Linked DNA regions of Homo sapiens: region 2 is linked to region 1. A link is a contact called in ENCODE Hi-C or POLR2A ChIA-PET data. All regions are on one chromosome and are shown on one strand. Each heading gives the region's core, a stretch centred on a gene start or an enhancer-like site at or near the end of the contact. The rest is flanking DNA. Distances are from core to core; before and after follow the strand shown.

Evidence for each region. Hi-C counts contacts between places; a loop is a spot of excess contacts on that map. ChIA-PET counts read pairs that join two places held with the same protein, here RNA polymerase II (POLR2A). Pooled maps may share reads with other maps.
Region 2: a pooled map shows a loop between it and region 1 (7-fold over the local background). The contact joins the promoter of SPATA20 here to the promoter of ACSF2 in region 1. A Hi-C loop is called at or near these places in 1 of 168 maps with a recorded cell type or tissue (CD4-positive, alpha-beta T cell) and 8 of 50 pooled maps. POLR2A ChIA-PET finds 5 or more read pairs at or near these places in 3 of 52 experiments (Caco-2, HepG2 and activated CD4-positive, alpha-beta T cell).

What each region holds. Positions count from the first base shown.
Region 1 is chr17:50,422,514-50,429,780 of GRCh38, forward strand. ACSF2 (acyl-CoA synthetase family member 2) reads left to right here and starts at 3,705. Exons shown (of 16, transcript NM_025149.6): 1 at 3,705-3,876. The coding sequence starts at 3,749. RefSeq lists an enhancer at 3,237-3,781 and a silencer at 3,518-3,837.
Region 2 is chr17:50,541,481-50,548,423 of GRCh38, forward strand. SPATA20 (spermatogenesis associated 20) reads left to right here and starts at 5,694. Exons shown (of 17, transcript NM_022827.4): 1 at 5,694-5,805; 2 at 6,240-6,287; 3 at 6,803-6,943. The coding sequence starts at 5,729. EPN3 (epsin 3) reads left to right here. Exons shown (of 10, transcript NM_017957.3): 9 at 1-214; 10 at 364-2,270. The coding sequence ends at 677. RefSeq lists silencers at 400-839, 5,704-5,973 and an enhancer at 1,576-2,076.

The DNA of each region.
Region 1 (7,267 bases), core at 2,455-4,954:
AACAAAAGCCTGTTCTCTGCCCTCACTCTTCCTCCCACTGCTATGCCCCAAAGAAAAGCTTTTTTAAAAGTTGTGGAAAAATAGACATAAATAAAATATATCATTTTAGCCATTTTTAAGGTTATGGTTCAGTGGCATTAAGTATATTCACATTGGTATACAACCATTACCACCATTCATCTCCAAAAACCTTTCACCTTCCTAAACTGAAACTCTATACCCATTAAACAAATAATAACTCCCCATTCCCCCACCACACCCCCAACCCCTGGCAACCACCATTCCACTTTGTCTCTAAGAATTTGACTACTCTAGGTGTCGCATATGAATGGAATCATACAGTATTTATTCTTTTGTGTTTGGCTTATTTCACTTAGCACAATGTGTTCAAAGTTCATGTGGACTGTAGCATGTGTGGGAATTTCCTTCCTTTTTTGAAAGCTGAATAGTATTCCATTGTATGGATCTACTGCATTTGTTTATCCATTCAATCATTGATGAATATTTGGGTTGTGTCTGTCTTTTGGCTATTGGGAACAATTCTGTTGTGAACATTGGTACACAAATGTTTGTTGGAGTCCCGACTTTCAATTATTTTGGGTATATACCCAGAAGTAGAATTGCTGGATCATATAACTCATTTTTAATTTTTTGAGGAAGCACCATACCATCCACTGTGGTGGCCCCATTTTACATTCCCACCACCCAATGCACACGTGTCCAGTCTCTCCACAACCCCACCAATACTTGTTATTTTCTGTTTTTTTGCGGGTGTTCTTTTTTTTTTTTTGAGACAGGGTCTTGCTCTGTCACCCAGGCAGGAGTGCAGTGGTGTGATCTCAGCTCACCGCAGCCTCAAACTCTTGGGGTCAATATATACATACATACATACATATATATATTTATTTGGTGAAATATCTATTTAAGTCCAAAGAGAATCATTTGAACTATTGTAACGATTTCTGATTTATCTTCTTCTGCTACTTGCCTCTAAATGACATACTTATTTTGCCAGTTTTAGATTTTCTGTTTGATAAATGGGTACTTGCACCCCATCTCTCCTCCCTAAGTGCTGGTACTATAGTTTTATTATTATTTTTGTACATAATGACATACCCTTTTTTTTTATTTTATACTCTCCCCCACCCCTTCCCTCTCAACTACTATCAGATGTAACTTCCAAAGTTAGTGATACTTACATTTACATTCTATTCTGTAACTGTGACTAGGTCTTCTGTAGGTTGATGTTATGAAAGAAAAAAAATCAATAAATGGTGTTTACATTTTGAGCCTGCTTTTGAAGCACAGAAGCAAGACATGGGCAAAGGGGCGGGAATAAGGGCTTTCTCATGGTAGCCAATGGCATGAGCCAAATTACAGGGACCATAAATCATGCAAGTCACATGCAGCATAAAGGAGATGTGATGGCTCAGGCAGAAGGCCCCTTGGGGAGCAACGGGGAATTTAATTGGTTAAAGGGAAGGGAAGGGAAGCTGGAGAGCCTGGATGGCCCACTGCCCTGCTCCCCACTTCCTTATACTAGCCAAAGAATGCGGGTCAACGTGATTCCCCCACCATGACTCACGGACTTCCACCAGCCGTCTTGACTTTCTCCCAGCCCTCCTCCCCATCCACAGAACCAGTGCCTACCAGGGCTTTGCACAAATAAAACAATTCTCCCTCCTAAAAAAGGTTTGCAATTCCTACACAGAGGAAGGTCTTAGAGTGAAGACACAAGAGGAAGGAGAGGATGGAAAAAGAAACAATCACTGAAAACTGGCCGACTACCAGTTCTGTGCCACCTACTCAATTCTTACCCAGCCCTCTGCGTGAAGTTGGTATTATTATCCCCATTTGACAGATAACGAGGCTGGAGAGGCCCCGTGACTTGCCCAAAGCCACAAAGAGACTACTGGCAGAGCTTTGGCCTATGTTTAAGAAGCTGAACCTCTTTGGGATTCAGTTTCTTCATCCATAAAAACAAAGACACATTCCAAGCCATGCCTGTTCCTTGCAGGGTGTTTGTGAGGGTCAGAGAAAATGTCCTTGAAGAGCCTGGCATGTACAAGATACCCTGAAACTGATGGCTATGATGCCACGGCCTGTGCACCTAGGAAGAGTCAGGAAAGCCCAGTGTCTTGAAAAGCCGAGGCTGGAGCAAAGTTCAAGGAGGAACTCACTTCTCTCCCACTCTAGGACTGACCCTCAAACTAGCCAGAAGAGTGGAAGGACCTACAAGATCAGTACCCACCCCACACTTCATAGGCCAAGAGAGGGACAGTGGTTTACCCAGGGTCACCCAGCATGCTAGAGGCTAAGCCTGCCAGCCACGGCTGGGAACCCAGACTTGTGAATGCCCCAGCCCTCCACATTCCCTGGTCCGCTATCAAAGACAGTTAGTCTAATTAGGAAAGCACACCCTTGCAGGCCCAGCCTCCGGTGATCTCTTTGTTCCTCTGTCTCTTCCTGCCCCAACCCCACAGAAACTGAAGTGTGGGGACCCTCCCTAGGAACCGGGGTTCCAGGGAGGATTTGAGGTCACGCTCAAGATCATAAAGAGGCCCAGCATGGACTCCTTCTCATGACCCAAGTGGAGCCAGAGTTCCCAGATAAGGGCAAAGGTCACCTCAGGCCAGGCTCCACTCTCAGCCACCCCTTCTGCCTGGCAGGGTTTACTTCATCTCCTCCAGTCAGGAGAGGGGAGGTCACACTGCCAGGGCCTTTGCCCCATTCTTCTCCAGCTCCTTCTCTAGAGGAAGAGTCATGGCTAGGCCGAGGCAGTGTGGACCTGGAACAGGTATAAACTGTGCTACTCTTTGGTGCCCAGTGCCACTTTTCCTAGCCAGGACCAGAGCTATCACCTTCTCTGTCCCGCAGCTCTGCCCAGGTCTTAGTACCCCACTCACCCCTGGGCCTCAGGAACCCTAAGGAGGGGCATAGGGTTGCTTTCCATTCACACCTGGGGCAGCACAGGGAACTGTGCCACAGGCCCCAAGACAGGCAGATGGAGGATGAAATACACAGGTCCCAGTCCCTGAGGCCACCTTACGTGTCCGGCCCCCAACCCTGTGCAGAAGGTCAAGGCAGAGGCGCCGAGGAGGGATGGGAGGATGCCTCCTGTGAGATGGGGTACAACTGGTGTTCCTTCTGAAGCTGACATCTGGCCTCAGCTGGGACTCTGGCGCCAGCGGGCCCGCAGGGGGCTCACCCGCGACACCCTTTGTTCTGGCTGCCTCCCCAACCCCGCGGGGCCCTCTGCTCCAGCTGGCATGCCTCAAGGACGCTTCGCGCCTGCTCCTTTGGCCCCCGGCTCGCAAGTAGCGGGGCCAGCACGTGACCCGAGGGGGCAGGGGATGGATGGATCTTGACCTTGCCATCTGGCCCCTCACGGATGTGCTGCTGGCTCTCCCTCTAGGAAATCAACAAATTTTTGCGCTTCTAACATCCAGGCCCCTGAGGATGGTCGCGAGGAAGATCTGTTTCGGACTGCAGCTGGGGCCTTCGGATCCAGAGGAAACCAGGGCTATTCTTCGAGGGTGGGAGGGGGAGGGCCGCGGGGTCGGAGGGGAAGGTGGCCCCGCGCGAAGTCGCCGCCGCCGCGCCCCGCCCCGCCCCGCCGGCGGAGACCGAATCCGCCGCACCCCATAGGCAGAGGCCACCCTCCCCGCCTCCCCGCCCGCTGCGCGCCCGCCCCGCCCCGGCTCACTTTAAAAGTTTACTCGGGCCGGGACGCAGGGCAAAGCGAGCCATGGCTGTCTACGTCGGGATGCTGCGCCTGGGGAGGCTGTGCGCCGGGAGCTCGGGGGTGCTGGGGGCCCGGGCCGCCCTCTCTCGGAGTTGGCAGGAAGCCAGGTTGCAGGGTGTCCGCTTCCTCAGGTACTGGCCCCCCGCGGGAAGAGAGGGGGCGGGGCAGTTCCCCGGGAGAGGAACTTGGAGGTCCCGGCGAGCTTCGGAAGCCCCACCTCTGGACGAGTGCACTGGGGGGAAGGTACCCGCCCCTCCCCCGCCCCCCGCCAGCACCTAGGCAATAGGAAAAGCTGGCTTGGCCTGGTGGACTTGGGTGGGGAGGGGGCTTTGGTTGGTGGCTGCAGTGACTTCGAGTTCTGGTCCAAGACTCTCGATTCCTTCTCCTTTATGGGCACAGAGGGCAAGGAGTGTGGGCTTTAAGGAGAATATTCCGATGGGGAGGGGCAAGGGCCAAGGCCTGGGCTGTACCCCCAGGACACTGCCTCTGAGTTGGAACCCCTTCATGGGCAAACTTGGGGATCAGCCCCAGTCTCCCCGACCCAGGCCACTAAACTTAGCAGTCTCCTGTCTCCTCATCAGCTGCTCACTAACATGGCTTTAATTCTTTGCTGCCTACTCCTGGGCCTATTTCCTTCTGTCCTCAGTGCAAGGGGTGGGATGGAAGCTGGCAGGCAGAGGATTTCAGTTCCCAGTAGCTTCACTGCCTCTGCAGCAGCACAGTAAGTAAAGCTGCCTTCCCGGTGTGACCAGTCCTTGGGAGGACCCCGTGAGATGGCAAATGTGAAAGTGCTTGAGACACAGAGAGCAGGCTGCCACTCATGTTATCAGGGCTGTTAGCTTCAGCAGCACCACTGGGGAGCCCTGTGCACTACTGAGCCTGTCCTACCACTCAACTCGGCCAGATACTAAGTCTATGGTCAGGACAGCACTTTCAGCAACATCAGATGGGGTGTGGGCCTGGACATGGAAAAGGGAGAAGTCAGAACAAAGCTGTGTCTCAGAGAACTAGATTTGTTTTTGTTTTTAAAAAGGCTAAGTAGGAAGAGTTGGAGGGACATGCAGACTCCTTTTTGGCTAGAACTCCAAGATCACACTTTCTGAACTTGCTGATTTCTGAATGCTAGAAAGCATGCAATGCCTTAACATCACTCTGCCTAATTTGCTGAGAAAACTAAGTGGATCAAGGCTGGTCAGTAGATGGGATTGAGATGAGGACAGTGGGGTCCTCTTCCCAGTGACCCTGGGAAGTCACTCACTACTTCCCAGGGTCTCCCTAGACAAGTTCGGCCCTCCCCTGACCCCCTAGTCTCTTAAGCCTCTCCTCTGGACTCATGGCTGCCCCCTCAGGCTGGGAGGACTCTGAGGAAAGTTACTTCCCAAAGTGTACATATTTTATCACACTAAATCAGGCCACAGGGGAAGTCTCTCAGCCTACTCTGGCTCAGGAGGCTGCCCAATAGAAAACAAACAAACAAACCAATAAATAAGTAATAAATCAGGCCACATGGCAACATTTCTGACCTTTGACTTTTTTTTATCTATAAACAAAACAGGTCACTTACCTGCTACAGCCCTGGGACCTCTGAGAGCACCAAGCTTCAGAGAAATTCTTATTGCTGTGTCAGGAGGAGACTCATTTATCCAGACAGATGATTTTCTGAGTGTTTGGCCTACTTTCTTTCTGCCCCTTCCACTCCCTTGTGCCTGCACCCTTATTGTCTGACTGTGATGGTTTTACCTGATTTCTCTCCTACTTTCCCCTTCAGAAGCCTCAGGGCTCAGGCCAGGCAAGGTGGTTTATGCCTGTAATCTCAGCACTTTGGAAAGCAGAGGTGGTAGGATCACTTGAGCCCAGGAGTTCAAGGCTGCATTGAGCCGTCATCATGCCACTGCACTCTAGCCTGAGCAGCAGAGCAAAACCTAGACTCAAAAAATAAAAATAAAGGCTGGGTGGGTGGCTCATGCCTGTAATCCCAGCACTTTGGGAAGCCCAGGCAGGCAGATCACTTGAAGTCAGGAGACCGGTTTGGCCAACATGGTGAAACCCCGTTTCTACTAAAAATACAAAAATCAGCCGGGCGTGGTGGCATGTGCCTGTAATACCAGCTACTAGGGTGTCTGAGGCAGGAGAATTGCTCCAACCTGGGAGGCGGTGGTTGTAGTGAGCCAAGACTGCACCTCTGCACTCCAGCCTGGGTGACAGAGGGAGACTCCATGTCAAAAATAAATAAATAAAAATAAAGGCCAAGCATGGTGGCTTATGCCTGTAATCCCAGCACTTTGGGAGGCTGAGGTGGGCGGATCACTTGAGGTCAGGAGTTAGATCAGACTGGCCAACATGGAGAAACCCCATCTCTACTAAAAATATAAAATTAGCCTGGCGTGGTGGCACATGCCTGTAATCCCAGCTACTTGGGAGGCTGAGGCAGGAGAATTACTTGAACCTGGGAAGCGGAGGTTGCACTGAGCTGAGATTGCACCACTGCACTCCAGTCTGGGTGACAGAGAAAGACTTCATCTCAAAAAAATAAAAATAAAAATGAAAAAAGAAGCCTCAGGGCTGAAACCATCAGCAAACATTCCTGAGAACAGATTCTGCGTCATGCTAGCACATGCTGTGCATATAGAGGCCACAGAACTCAGTCCTCACCCTGCCAGGAACTTGCAGCCTCGTAGGAGGAGAAATAAATCAAGGTGAGCACTATTCGGTGTTGCAAGTGCCATGGTGAGGAATGCGCTTGGACTTTCGTCCTCTGTTTTCTCCGATCTGCTCACACACAGCCTGCTTTCCTGTTGCCCAACACCCAGGCCTATTACTTACCAGACCCTGGTTTTGCCTGAGAGAAAAGAGCAAGGGCTTTGAAGTTAGACTATCCTGGATGACAGCCCTGGGTCCTCTCCCTGTTGGTTGTATGACCTCGGGCATGTTATCTAACCTCTGAGCTAGTTAGTTCATTACTTACTACCTTCTTGCTGTGTTGTTGGGCTGATGAATAAAACAAGCTTGCTCTTGTTCTCAGCCTTTCCTTTGAGGCAGGGCTGATCCCTGGAAACCCTTGACTGGTGTCTGGGTGGGAATTCTGACTGATTTGAAAGTAGGAGAGGATCCCCTGATTGGTGGCCTCTTTCTGGAACCCAATTATTTCTCCTAGCTGATTGCCAAGATGGTGACTTCCACCCAGCTACATGTCCAGTCCTTGGGTCTGCTGGACGTCCTCCTCTCCGTTTGACGCAGGGCTGTTCAGAGTCTTTCTCTTTTTCTTTTTTTTTTATTTGAGGTGGAATTTCGCTCTTGTTGCCCCAGGCTGGAGTGCAATGGCATGATCTCAGGTCACTGTAACCTCCGCCTCCTGGGTTCAAGCAGTTCTCCTGCCTCAGCCTCCCAAGTAGCTGGGATTACCGGTGTGCGCCACCCGCCCAGCTAATTTTGTATTTTTAGTGGAGATGGGGTTTCACCATGTTGGTCAGACTAGTCTCAAACTCCTGAACTCAAGTAATCCACCTGCCTCAGCCTCCTAAA
Region 2 (6,943 bases), core at 4,444-6,943, 120 kb after region 1:
GACCCCAGCCCCAGTTCCAAGCAAAATGGCACGAAGGAGCCAGATGCCCTGGACCTGGGCATACTAGGGGAAGCACTAACCCAGCCAAGCAAAGAGGCCCGAGCTTGCCGGACTCCCGAGTCCTTCCTGGGTCCCTCAGCTTCCTCCTTGGTCAACCTTGACTCGTTGGTCAAGGCACCCCAGGTTGCAAAGACCCGGAACCCCTTCCTGACAGGTAAGATATGCCCTTGTCCCTCAACCCAGGGGCTCCTGCTTTCAGAGCCTAGCCTCCGCCGGAGGAGCCCACTCTTCTTCCCAACTTCCACGACCTCCCGGTGTAGGGCTCTGAACCCCGGGTCACTCAAAGCCACTCTCGTTCTGCAGGTCTCAGCGCTCCGTCCCCCACCAACCCGTTCGGCGCGGGCGAGCCGGGCAGGCCGACGCTAAACCAGATGCGCACCGGCTCGCCGGCGCTGGGCCTGGCAGGCGGGCCTGTGGGGGCGCCCCTGGGCTCCATGACCTACAGCGCCTCTCTGCCCCTCCCGCTCAGCAGCGTGCCAGCTGGCTTGACCCTCCCCGCCTCGGTTAGCGTCTTCCCGCAGGCCGGAGCCTTCGCACCGCAGCCGCTGCTGCCCACGCCGAGCTCAGCCGGGCCGCGGCCCCCGCCCCCGCAGACCGGCACCAACCCCTTCCTCTGAGCCCCGCCCCGTCCCATACCGGCCTGCGCCTGCGCCGGACGCTCCGCGGCCCCGCCTCCGGACCCGGGGCTGGGCGGGGCGCCGGTGCTAGTGGAACGCCGAGCCAGTGGCGGCTGGTATCCCGCGGCGGCTCTGGAAGCTGGACGCGGACCACGGCCCGGGAGCTAGAAACTGAACGCCCGCATAATAAAGACTGGAACCCTCGTTCTCAGCTCTCACCAAGTGGACTTTTTGCGGGGTGTGGCGGCCGGGTCTCGACCACAGCGTGGATCACCGGCTGTTTAGGAAACTGCAGCTGCACAACGTGGGGTGCAAAACTGCCCCGCTTCCTTTACAGCTCTTCTCAACCCTCACCTCCATCCCCCGTCACCCAGGCACCTTCGCTTCCAGATGCTGCCAGGCTGTCACTCAATTCGGTCATTTCATTCATTTATCACACATGGGCACTGGGGTTGGGCTAACAGCAAGAGACAATAGGCCTTTGTTCCTATTTATTGGGTACTGCTTACGTGCTAAGCAGATCAGTTTATTTAATGCTTGCAACGACTCTCTGAGGTAGAAAATATTGTTAATTCCGTTCAGGATCCCGGCTACATAATCTGTGGGGCTCAATACAAAATAAAAATGTAGGGGCTCCTTGTTCAAAATCGTATGAAGAATTTCAAAACAGGGACAACAGAGCATGAAACCAAGCGCAAAGCCCACTGCAGTGCGATTGCACAGGTATCTCACCTTGCAGCCGGCACTACTCCCATTTTTCAGGCAAGGAAACCGTGGCTCAGAGAGGTTGAATGGCATGCTCAAAGTCACAAAGCTGGCATGGGGCGGGGCTGGAACTCAAGAGTCAGACAGTCTGGCTCCAAGGCCTGGAGATCCCAGGCTGGGCCCCAGATTTAATTCAGCAAATATTGACTGACTGCTGTGGACAAAGTGCTGGGCTCACCTTGGAGGGATCCAACCTCCAGGAGCTCGAGCGCAGCAGGGTAGACAAGCCAGGGGCACGTGATGCGGCTGTGGCAGAAGCCAAGTGCAGGAGCTCCCAGGCTCCTTTGTTTTACTGAGTCACCTTAAATGTAACTCTGCCCTCTCCCTTGCTTCGCCAAGGCTAGCGAGAAACTCAGTCTTAGCCACACAGGAGGAATCGGACCCCTTCTGGGGGTTTATGTGGAGTCTGGGAAACCAAGGGTGGGGTGAGGCCTGGTACTCAATCCAGGAGGGGCCCCTATGACCACCCTCGCCTGTTTTTCTTCTCAATGCTCCCTGATCACTGGACCACTGGACACTGATGTGTCCTCAGTGCTTGGGGTCTGGCTCTGCAGGCAGCCTGCAGCCAGCCTCCATCCCCCTTTCAGGGACAAATGGCCTTCCACCAGAGTCGGTGAGTGGAGAGGCACAATGCCACTCCCCTTCCTGAGGTGGGGGTAGGGGAAGGGAGTCCCACAATGCAGTTACAAACAGGATGGACAAGAACACCTGCTCAGGAGTCAGACTTACAGGGTTCAAAGTTCTGCTCCAAGGTTTGACCCTAACAAGAATCACTTAGTAATAAGTGGTTATGCTCTGTGACCTTGAGTAAATTACTTACCCTCTCCATGTCTCTGTGCCTGCGTTTCCTTACTTGTCAAACGGGATCAGAAGTTTCTTCCTTGTGAGGTTACTATGTGGATGTCCCCAGGCGTGTCCATTCAGCTCAGAGTCCACCCTCTTCAAAGACTGACCATGAGGCACGAACCCATCATGGCTTTCACTCCTGGTTTTGCCAGGCAATACCCAGAGTCCAGCACCCATCTATTAATATCTTCTGCTGCACCCAAACCTGGGATGTTCCATCCTTCTTGGCCCCTGATCCACCCTTTGTGGCCCTGCCACCCAGGCTCTCTTCTTCTAAACTGGATCCCCCCGAGGACTCCCAAGGGGAGCTGTTTTGTTTCCCACAAAAAAAGTTGGCAGCCTTGCTTCCTGCCTCCCTCCTTATAAGACCCCTCCTGCTAGGAGGTTGGTGCCATAAGTCATTCTGTCTCTTCCCTGCCTGGGGCTGCCACTCCACCTCACTTTTGGGATGCTTCGGTCTTGGCTCATGGTCTTCTCATCCAGCTCTTACCTCAATTTCAAGTCGCTCCATTATCCAAGGACCTTATGGCCCCTTGACCTCTCAATGACCCTCACCATGGTCACACTTGGAGGTTTGTCATCACCCCAGATTCCTCTACATTCAAGGCAGGCTTCTGGCTCTCTGAGCTTAACCTCATTCCTTCTAGCCAGAACATGTTCTTTGGAGCACCCACTGGACCCTCCGGCTAGCCAACCCTTCCAACAACCCGCCACACCCCACATTCTCAGAGTCACCCAGGACCACCATCTCTTCTATCCTTGATGGCGTCCACCACTTTCTCTCAAACGAATCCTTCCCATCGAAATGTGTCTTAATTAGCTCCATCCATCTTGACAGTGTCTTCCCATCTATCCTCTCATGTCAAGCACCCATCATCTCTCTCTGTCTCCCCTCCCTTTCCTCTTCCTCCTCAGCCGACTCGGCAACTTCTGCTCTCAGCCTGACTTCACTAGAACGACGCCCACTAAGCACACCAATGGCCTCCATGTTGCTGAAGCCAGTGGACATTTTTCTGTCCCAGCCAGGCTGGCCCCTCAGGAGTCTGACATGTAGGCACTCTGTCCTTCATCTCTGGGGTGCTGTCCTTTGCACCCTGGCTGCTTCCCTTCTGTGTCTTTCTTTCTTTCTTTCTTTCTTCTTTTTTTGAGACAGAGTTTCGCTCTTGTTGCCCAGGCTGGGGTGCAATCATGAAATCTCGGCTCACCGCAACCTCCGCCTCCCGGGTTCAAGCGATTCTCCTGCCTCAGCCTCCCGAGTAGCAAGGATTACAGGCATGCGCCACCATGCCCGGCTAATTTTGTATTTTTAGTAGAGATGGGGGTTTCTCCATGTTGGTCAGGTTGGTCTAAAACTCCTGACCTCAGGTGATCCACCCTCCTCGGCCTCCCAAAGTGCTGGGATTACAGGCGTGAGCCACCATGCCCTGCCTCCATCTGTGTCTTTCACAGGCTTACTTAAGCCTGGACCTGAGCCCTCTTCTCTGCTCCTCTGCATGGTCTCCCTGGATCAGCTCCACACCCACATGGTCTCAACAGTCAAGACCCCCAATCCTCTCTCCTGAAGCCTCTCCTCTGTCCTCCAAGCAGTGTCATCTCTGCCTCCATGTGCACATCTCAAACCCACAGGTCCCACAATGAACCCCATGAGTTGTCCCCCCACCCCCACCCCATGCCCTCTCTTGAGGGAACGGCCCCACCTTGCAAGTCACCCTGGACACCGCCTTCTTTGTCGCCGCCCATCCTGACGACGTTTCCTCCTTGACCGACTTCCAGCCCATCCCTTTCTCTGCATCTCTGCTCCCCCATCTCCCCCTGGGTGCTGCTATAGCCTCCTATCTGCCCCTGCTTTCACTCTTGCCCCTTTCCAGTTCATTCTCCACTGGGAAGCTGGTGGGATCTTTCCAAAACGCAGATCTAACTGGTAACCCTCCTGACTAAAGCCTTTCAATAGCTTGCTTCTACTGTCATCAAAAATCCCCTTCTCTGGCCAGGCACGGTGGCTCACACCTGTAATCCCAGCACTTCGGAGGCTGAGGCAGATGGATCGCTTGAGGTCAGGAGTTTGAGACCAGCCTAGGCAACATGGCGAAACCCCGTCTCTACTAAAAATACAAAAATTAGCTGGGCATGGTGGCGCGCTCCTGTAGTCCCAGCTACTTGGAAGGCTGAGGCACAAGAATCGCTTAAACCTAGGAGGTGGAGGTTGCAGAGAGCCAAGATCCACTGCACTCCAGCCTGGGCAACAGAGTGAGACTCTGGCTAAAAAAAAATGGGGTCGGGTATGGTGGCTCATGCCTGTAATCCCAGCACTTTGGGAGGCCAAGGCAGATGGATCACCTGAGGTCAGGAGTTCGAGACCAGCCTTGAACCCAGGATGCGGAGGTTGCAGTGAGCCGAGATCACACCACTGCACTCCAGCCTGGGTGACAGAGCGAGACTCTGTCTCAAAAAATAAAAATCCCCTTCTTACAGTTCACGAGTGTCTCCAAGATCTTGCCTCTGCCCTCATCTACTGCCTGTCTTCCCTCTTTCTGCAGTTGCTCAGCCCGGACTCACTGACAAGCCACGGGACCTTTGCACAAACTGTACCTCTGCCTCCTTCCCCAGCACTCCCCCTGAGCACCCTCCAAGTTCCTTTCTCTCGTTCTCCATGGCTTCACAAATGTGATTTCCTCAGGGAAGCCTTCATCCTTTGCCCCTTCCACCAGATCAGGTCACTTGTTACGTTATACCCTCACGGACTTGTCACGTGGGTGTTTATCGGTATGGCTGTCGAATTAGCATCTGCCGCTCTCAACAGACTGTGAGCCATGTGAGGGCAGGAGCCTTGTTTCTCTCTGCCCACCATTGTATACTCAGTGCCTTGCAGAGTGGCAGGCGGCAGGCACTTAATAAATATTGGCTGAATGTAGCCAATGAGGCCATGTGTAACCTATGAGACATAAAATGGGCTCATCAGTATTATTTAAGGAAGACTTCCTGGAGTGGGTAGGATTTGAGTAGGACCTAGAGACGAGGAGGCTGCAAAAAGCAAACCTTGTTAGCTGGTGGACCTGGCCAAGGTACGCCTTCGCCTTGGATCTCATTTCTCATTTGTAAAATGGGCAGGGGTTGGACAAAATGAGCTGAAGCTCTGGCATCCCATGTCCCTAGCATCTCCCAGCCCTAGATCCCACAACTCTCCCTATTCCCTTGAGAAGGGCTGTCCTCCCCAGGCAGGGGCAGAGCCCAGTTTTATGCACAGAATGGGTCCTCCCAAGGCTCGGGTGCCTGATCTGCAATTCTGCGCTCCGCCGCAGGGCGACGCTCGGAGACCAGCCACACTGTCCCAAGTCCCGGCGAAGACCCGCCCGCGGCTCCGTAGGTGCCCGGCCCGCCCCTCGCAGCCTCCTGACTTCCCTTCCTGTCCTCAGCGGCCGGGCCCACGGCCCCGAGCAGCCATGCTGGGCGCGCGGGCCTGGTTGGGCCGCGTCCTTCTGCTGCCCCGCGCCGGTGCAGGCCTCGCCGCGAGCCGCAGGTACGGGCGGGCGAGCGGGCCCCTAGGGCACTCCCTGCGCCTGCCTGCGGGCCCAGTGGAGGGTCTTCCGGACACCGGTCCCCAGTGCCAGTCTGGACCACCCCTGCATGCCTGGCCCTTCCCCCACCCCACCTCCGGTCTGCTCCTGAGACCTGGCTCTGGCTGTAAGGCCCTCCTCCCCTCCTCTCCCGTCCTCATCCCTTCCCTCCTCTCCCCTTCCTTCCAGTGCAGTGCCAGCTCCTCAGGGACTGTTCTGACACTGCTTCCAGGAAGCCTTCCTTGCACCCCAGTGCTGGATGCTGGGTCAAGGGCCTTTCTCCAATAGTACCCTGTGCCCTGTCACAGTCCTTTATTGCTGCATGGACCTTTCGTTATTTAGGTCTGCCTGCAGTCCCACTTCCAGGCTGAACTCCCTGAGGTCTCTGATTCCCTAGGTGTCCTGGAGTCTGGCCCAGGACCTGGCCCCACAGGAGTCCCAGCAGGTGGGCGCTGAGTGAGGGAGTCCCCATGTCTGGTTTCCTCTGTTTGTCCCTCACCTGGTCGAGTCCCAGACCCTACTGATCTTGGCCTGTCCAGCCACCAACAGTAGGCTGCCTTCCAGTGGGGCCACACCCAGGCCTGCCAGAGAGATGCCTCCAAGCAGCTGCTCCAGGAAGGGCCGGGGGAGGGGCCTGGGGAGGGGTAAGAATGGAGCCCCAAGAACCATTCTGCCCATTGTGACCCGCCCTGACCTCACAGCCATCCTTCCCACCGCCAGGCCCAGGAGGTTGGGGGAGACTAACCTGGCAAGGAGCCCCCAATGAGCCACCTCTCCTCACCCCCCAAAAAACATAAGGGGGAGCACAAAGGCCACAGTCTCCCCCATGGTTCAGAAAGGTGGGTTGGGCTGGGAGCAGGGGTCCTACTGGGGTGCTGAGTGAAATGGAGCAGGTGCTGGGGGGCCTGGGAGAAGGTGGGTGGAGGCCCCTGGCTTGCCTGATGCACCAGTCCTCGCCAGGGGTAGCTCCTCCCGGGACAAGGACCGAAGTGCGACGGTCAGTAGTTCAGTGCCCATGCCTGCTGGAGGGAAAGGAAGCCATCCTTCATCTACACCCCAGAGGGTCCCCAACCGCCTGATCCACGAGAAGTCACCATACCT